Linked DNA regions of Homo sapiens: region 2 is linked to region 1. Evidence: chromatin contacts called from ENCODE Hi-C or POLR2A ChIA-PET data. All regions are on one chromosome and are shown on one strand. Each heading gives the region's core, a stretch centred on a gene start or an enhancer-like site at or near the end of the contact. The rest is flanking DNA. Distances are from core to core; before and after follow the strand shown.

Evidence for each region. A loop is a pair of places that touch in the nucleus more often than their neighbours do. ChIA-PET counts read pairs that join two places held with the same protein, here RNA polymerase II (POLR2A). Pooled maps may share reads with other maps.
Region 2: a map of naive thymus-derived CD4-positive, alpha-beta T cell shows a loop between it and region 1 (13-fold over the local background). The contact joins the promoter of FN3KRP here to the promoter of QTGAL in region 1. A Hi-C loop is called at or near these places in 1 of 168 maps with a recorded cell type or tissue (naive thymus-derived CD4-positive, alpha-beta T cell), 6 of 37 single-sample maps with no recorded cell type and 11 of 50 pooled maps. POLR2A ChIA-PET finds 5 or more read pairs at or near these places in 3 of 52 experiments (A673, CD8-positive, alpha-beta memory T cell and HEK293).

Annotation. Positions count from the first base shown.
Region 1 is chr17:83,050,292-83,053,429 of GRCh38, reverse strand. QTGAL (queuosine-tRNA galactosyltransferase) reads left to right here and starts at 1,660. Exons shown (of 13, transcript NM_001009905.3): 1 at 1,660-1,693. The coding sequence starts at 1,679. It overlaps LOC124904094, which reads right to left and starts at 2,243. Exons shown (of 4, transcript XR_007065967.1): 1 at 2,185-2,243.
Region 2 is chr17:82,715,219-82,718,356 of GRCh38, reverse strand. It overlaps FN3KRP (fructosamine 3 kinase related protein), which reads right to left and starts at 1,651. Exons shown (of 6, transcript NM_024619.4): 1 at 1,461-1,651. The coding sequence starts at 1,601. LOC101929552 (a long non-coding RNA gene) reads left to right here and starts at 2,104. Exons shown (of 2, transcript NR_136400.1): 1 at 2,104-2,790. RefSeq lists silencers at 1,325-1,414, 1,495-1,574, 1,595-1,834.

The DNA of each region.
Region 1 (3,138 bases), core at 411-2,910:
GGCTAATGGCAGCAGTCCTTTTTATTGACCCCCACGGCCCTGTCCCCAGTCAACCTCCTCCAAGCAGGGAGTTTCCAGAGGCCTCACAGCCGCCTGGGAGACCCCTCATGGCAGGCTGCTCCCTTGACAAGTTCAGAACTGCTGGGGTTCCCGGCCGCGCGTTCAGGACTCAAATCTGGAGATATCCGCTCTGTGCTCCTCAAGTATAAGGTTAGATAGGGATGGGGCCTGGCCTGTGTTCCTGGCAGGGAAGGCCACCTCTGAGCTCCCCCAGAGCCCGGCCGCCTTCTCCGGGTTCCCAGCCCTGCAGTTCCCAAGGCTGCATGCGGAGGCGGAAATGAGGGCAAAGGTGGAGGGTACCCGGAGCTACTGAGGTCATGTCTTTCCCCAGGCACCCCTTCTCCTGGGGGACCTCACGGTGGGGTCAGGGCCTCACTCCCGGGCACCCCTCCTCCTGGAGGACCTCACGGTGGGGTCAGGGCCTCACTCCCGGGCACCCCTCCTCCTGGGGGACCTCGCGGTGGGGTCAGGGCCTCACTCCCGGGCACCCCTCCTCCTGGGGGACCTCCTGGTGGGGTCAGGGTCTCACTCCTGGGCACCCCTCCTCCTGGGGGACCTCGCGGTGGGGTCAGGGCCTCACTCCCGGGCACCCCTCCTCCTGGGGGACCTCCTGGTGGGGTCAGGGCCTCACTCCTGGGCACCCCTCCTCCTGGGGGACCTCGCGGTGGGGTCAGGGCCTCACTCCCGGGCACCCCTCCTCCTGGGGGACCTCCTGGTGGGGTCAGGGTCTCACTCCTGGGCACCCCTCCTTCTGGGGGACCTCACGGTGGGGTGAGGGCCTCACTCCTGGGCACCCCTCCTCCTGGAGGACCTCCTGGTGGGGTCAGGGCCTCACTCCTGGGCACCCCTCCTCCTGGGGGACCTCGCGGTGGGGTCAGGGCCTCACTCCCGGGTACCCCTCCTCCTAGGGGAGCTAACCCCGGGCACCCCTCCTCCTGGGGGGACATCTCAGTGGGGTCAAGGCCTCAGGCCTGGGCACTTCTCCTGGGGGACCTCGCCCCGGGCACCCTTCCTCCTGGATGACACCCCGGTGGGGTCAGGGCCTCACCCCTCTCCTGGGGCCGTCAAGTGTCCTGCACGCCCTGCTCTCCCTACCGCGTCTGTCTGAAAGGACGCCCTGCAGTCCCCTCGTCCTCCCCGGTCAAGTAGCACAGCCCACAGCCCGGGTGAAATGCAACGACCTTTTACATATCAGCCTTGCTTGAGGCTTTACAGCAACTCCAGGCCGCCTGGCTTGGGTTTGCAGCGCGGCGCCCTCGCACAGCCCCGCCTTCCCCGCGGCGGCGTCTACGGGGGACCAGAGATTGTGACGCGCGCCCTAGGGGAGAGCAGGAGGCTTCCACGGGCCAAGGAGGCGGCTCCGAGAGGTGACCCGGGACCGGGGCGTGGCCCAGGGCGGAAGACTGAGGCGGCGACCTCCCGGCCCCGCCCCGCGCCGAGCAGCCCCGCCCCTTCCACGCCCCTCCGGGAGGCCCACCCCTATGGACGCCGCTCTGCACCAATCGGAGATTGCCTGGCCTCAGACCCGCCTCCTGGTGCCGCCCGCGCAGGCGCCGTAGGCCGAAGCGGCGGGATGAGCGGAGCCGGCGTGGGCGGGGCGTCCGAGGAGAGCCAGGCCATGCAGGCCCACGTGGTAGGTGCCAGCGGGGAGGGTGCCCCGCCGTGCAGGCTGGGTCCTCGCGTCCCCTCACCCCGCCCTCCAGTCCTCTCTCGCTCCGGGGTTCGCAGCCCCGCACCGCCTCTCGGGCTCACCTACGGGGTCTCCGCCCTGAGCAGCCCTTAGGCCCCGCGGGCGAGCGCGGCTGCGCGTGCGGGGGACGCTCGGGATTGGAGCCCGCGGGGCGCGGCCGAGATCTGCAGCTCCGGCTGCGCTTCCTGCCCCCGTCCCGCGAGCGTGGCCTCCTCACCGACCTTCCTCGTTCTGATTTTGAAGCTTCCGGGCTCGGAGCTCAGGCAGTTCCCCGTTCGCCCTCACCTGGTCGTGGGGTGGAGGAACGGCGCACCTGCCTCATCCCCGCCCGCCTGCCCCGCGCTCCTTCCCCGCGCCCGCACACCTGCCTCGCTCCCGCCTCGCTCCTGCGCACCTGCCCCGCCCCCGCGCACCTGCCCCCGCACCTCACACACCTGGTCCGCGCACCTGCGCATCTGCCTCGCTCTTACGCACCTGCCTTGCCCCTGCACGCCTGCCCTGCACACCTGCCCCGCCCCCGCACACCTGCCCCACACCCCACACACGTGCCCCGCGCTCCTGACTCGCCCCCGCGCACCTGCCGCGCGCACCTGCCTCGCTCCCGCACCCCACACACCTGGTCTGCACACCTCCCCGTGCCCCACACCTGCCTGCACACCTGTCCGTGTGCCCCCACACAACCTCGCACCCCACACGTCTGCCGTCACACATTCCCGGCACACTTGCCCATGCCCCACACACACGTCTTGTGCCTGCACACCTGCTTCACACACCTGCTCTGCGTCCTGCATACATGCCCGTGCCCCATACCTGCCCGTGCACCTGCCGTGCACACCTGCCTGCGCATCCCACACACCTACCTGCACACCTCCTCCGTGCCCACACACCTGCCTGTGTGCCCAGCACACTTACCCCAAACACGTGCCCTAAAAACCTGCCCTTAAGCCCCGAACACCTTCCCCGTGCTCCGGCAGAGGCTGGAGCAAAGGCCCTCAGGGTTCAGACCCAGCCAATAGGCCGATGCAGGGAACAACCACAGGGATGTAGGATTAGCAGTCGCCCAAAGGCTCAGCATGTTTTCTGTTTTTTGTTTTTTTGTTTGTTTTTTTTCCAGCCTTTTTTCTTTTTTATTCCAGTCTTACTAAAATTGGTAACAGGTGAATCAAGGTCTATCTTTGATAGAAACATTATATTTTGTAGATCTTGAGAAAAATTATTTCCTTCTTTTCCTCTAAGTAAATCCAAACTAAGGTAAATTTGTAAATAAATTAGGGAACTCGTTTTATTTTTTTTTTAATTTTTATTTTTTGAAATGGAGTTTCACACTCGTTGCCCAGGCTGGAGTACAATGGCGCGAGCTCGGCTCACCGCAACCTCTGCCTCCCGGG
Region 2 (3,138 bases), core at 402-2,901, 340 kb after region 1:
GGACCACAGCAACTCCTCCCTTGGGTCCCCCTGGCTCACCACACAGCAGTGATCCCTAGAGTAGAAGTCAGAGCCAGCGGCCTTTCCTTTCCTCCTGCTACACACACCACTGCCCTGCCTGCTCTCCCATCCTCATCTGGGGCTCCACCCTTACACACACAGACACATAACACACACACACAACATATACAGACACACAACACACACACAACACATACAGACACACAACACACACAACATACGACTTACAGACACACCATACACACACAACACACAGACACACACACACAACATACACAGCAGTGATCCCCGCAGAACAGGTCAGGGCCAGCGGCCTTTCTTTTTCTCCTGAGACACACACCACTGCCCTGCCCACTCTCCCATCCTCACCTGGGGCTCCACCCTTACACACACACAGACACACAATACATACACACAACATACAAACATTACAAACATACACACATACAACGTACACACACACAACATACACATAGACACACACACTCTCCTCGTGCTCCTGACTTCCAGCTGTCTTCATCCTTCTTTCAGTTCTTCAGAGTCCCCACCTCCTCAGCCTCAGAGCCCCACCACAGCTGCCATGTCACCGCTGCTAGGAACACTCTTTTTTTTTTGAGACGGAGTCTCATTCAGTCACCCAGCAGGCTGGAGTGCAGTGGCGCGATCTCGACTCACTGCAACCTCTGCCTCCTGGGTTCAAGCGATTCTTCTGCCTCAGCCTCCCGAGTAGCTGGGATTACAGGCGCCCGCCACCACGCCCAGCTAATTTTTGTATTTTTAATAGAGACGGGGGTTTCACCTTGTTGGCCAGGCTGGTCTCGAACTCCTGACTTCGCGCTCCACCCACCTCTGTCTCCCAAAGTGCTGGGATTACAGGCGTGAGCCACCGCGCCCGGCCCGAGAATGAGTCTAACAGAAGGACAGAGCATGCCAGGGTGTGGTGAGGCGCAGCAGCTGGCCTGGGGGCAGCACCTTCGCCCCGTTTCACAACGTACTGACCGAGGCTCACGGGGGATGGACACCTCCAGAGTCACTTAAGCTGAGGACTTAAGCAGCTTCCCCGGCTAGAACGACCCCACTTAACCAGCACCGCAGGGCAGGAACCCCGGGAGCAAGACTGCAGCAGCCAGTCCCGCCCCATTTCACGTAGCGCCCCCGAGAGAAAGTTCACGGAGAACAGGAGGTGTGGGGCGGCCGCGGTTCCTGCTCCGGACAGTTCCCCGCAGGTGCAAACTCCTCCGGACGCCCCGGACGCTTCCGCCGCCCCCGTTCACCGCTCGCCCCGCGCAAAGGGTTCCCCGCAAGGGGCGGCGGCGGCAGTCCCGGGAGAGCCACCCACGGCCTCCGGCGGGAGAAGCCCAGGCCGCGCCCCGCGCCGAGGCCCGCGACCCTCTCCGGAAAGAAACCGGTCCCCCGGCCCGCCCGACCCGCTGCCTGACCTCCGCCTTGGGGTTCACTTTCACGAACACTCGTCCTTGATCCGTGTCGTAGCTCCGGCCCTGGCTGATGCACCCGCCCCCCGAGTGGCCCGTGGCCCTGACAGAGCTGCAGCCCAGCTCGCGCCTCAGGAGCTCCTCCATGTTCCCGCCGCGGCCGCGGACCCGCCCCGGATCTGGCGGAGACTCGAGAGACGGCGGCCGAGCGGGCAAACATGAGTCCGCGCGAGGATTGGGCGGGGGGCGGGTGGGGGCGGGGCCCGGCCGCAGAGACAAGCGCTAGGATTGGGTGGCGGGAAGGGGCGGGCGTGGCCGCAGAGATGAGCGCTGGGATTGAGGGGCGGGAAGGGGAGGGGCCGGGAGGCAGGTAGGCGCGGGGGATTGGGTGGGGGTGAGATGACGTCAGGGGGCGGGGCCTGACCGACCCCGACCCAGACGGTTTGGGTTCAACTCTCCTGCACAAAATAAGTGGAAATGCTGATGGAAATAGTTAGAATATATTTTCTAAAGAGCTGACCCACTAGCAAGGGGCATCAGCCCAAGGTCTGGGTGCCGGGAGCCCAGAATGTTAAGATTGCTTTCGCCCGGGCGTTTGCTGAACCCGAGGAACAGAGCTCCTGATGTGGGGAGTGGCGGGCGCGCTCGGGGTGCACGTGCAACGGAGACACCGCCCCTAAACCTGGGGCCCTGAGGCTAACAGCTAACAGTGGCCCTGCCGTTACGGCCAGTGTCAGGTGCCAGCTGGGCTGGACCAGGAATTCCCAGAAACCTGGCAAGGCATGATTTGGGGTGGGTCGTGCTGAGGGCCACACCATCCGCTTCCCCGCTTCTGAGGCCTTCCGACCTGGGCTGAGCCCGGCTACCCGAGTCCCGGGGTCTCCGGCTCACAGACTTCTCGGCCTCCGTAATTGCAAACGCCAGCTCCCCCAGTCCATCTCCTGTCCTGGATCTACGTCTATATCCTACTGGATCCGTCTCTCTGGAGAACCCTAATACAGCTGTCAACACAAGGATGAACTAACTACAAGAAGGCCTGAATAGGAACTCTCCCAGGGGACGAAGAGGTTTCAGCCTTCAGCAAAGGATGGTTCATAGAAACCGTTCGCATAGTCGGCCCTCCACGGACTGCAACCCTAGTTAATATTACCTACAGTAAACAAAAAATTCAAGTATAGATTTTAGTCTAAAGCAAATAGGAAATGTCGCTTCCCTGGACGTTGGGAGAAGCAAACACGAATCCTCTCCTGAGGCCGGAAGCGGTGGCTCACGCCTGTAATCCCAGCACTTTGGGAGGCTGAGGCGGGCGGATCATTTTATAACTATCTATTAAATGGTACATATGTGTGTGTTCACGCACTTTTCTGTGTGTATACCGCATTTCATAATTTTAAAAAGCAAAAAAGATTAGCGGGGCGTGGTGGCGGGCGCTTGTAATCCCAGATACTCGGGAGGCTGAGGCAGGAGAATCGCTTGAACCCGGGAGGCGGAGGTTGCAGTGAGCTGAGATCCCGCCATTGCACTCCAGCCTGGGTGACAAGAGCAAAACTCCGTCTCAAAAAAAAAAAAGGCAAAAAAGAACAGATGAAAATCCGCAGATGGTAATAGATAAATCAAGGAACACATTAGAGAAGAGTGAGAGAATTAAAAGGTGCTCCAAAGGCGGTGGAGTGGGTGAACCACT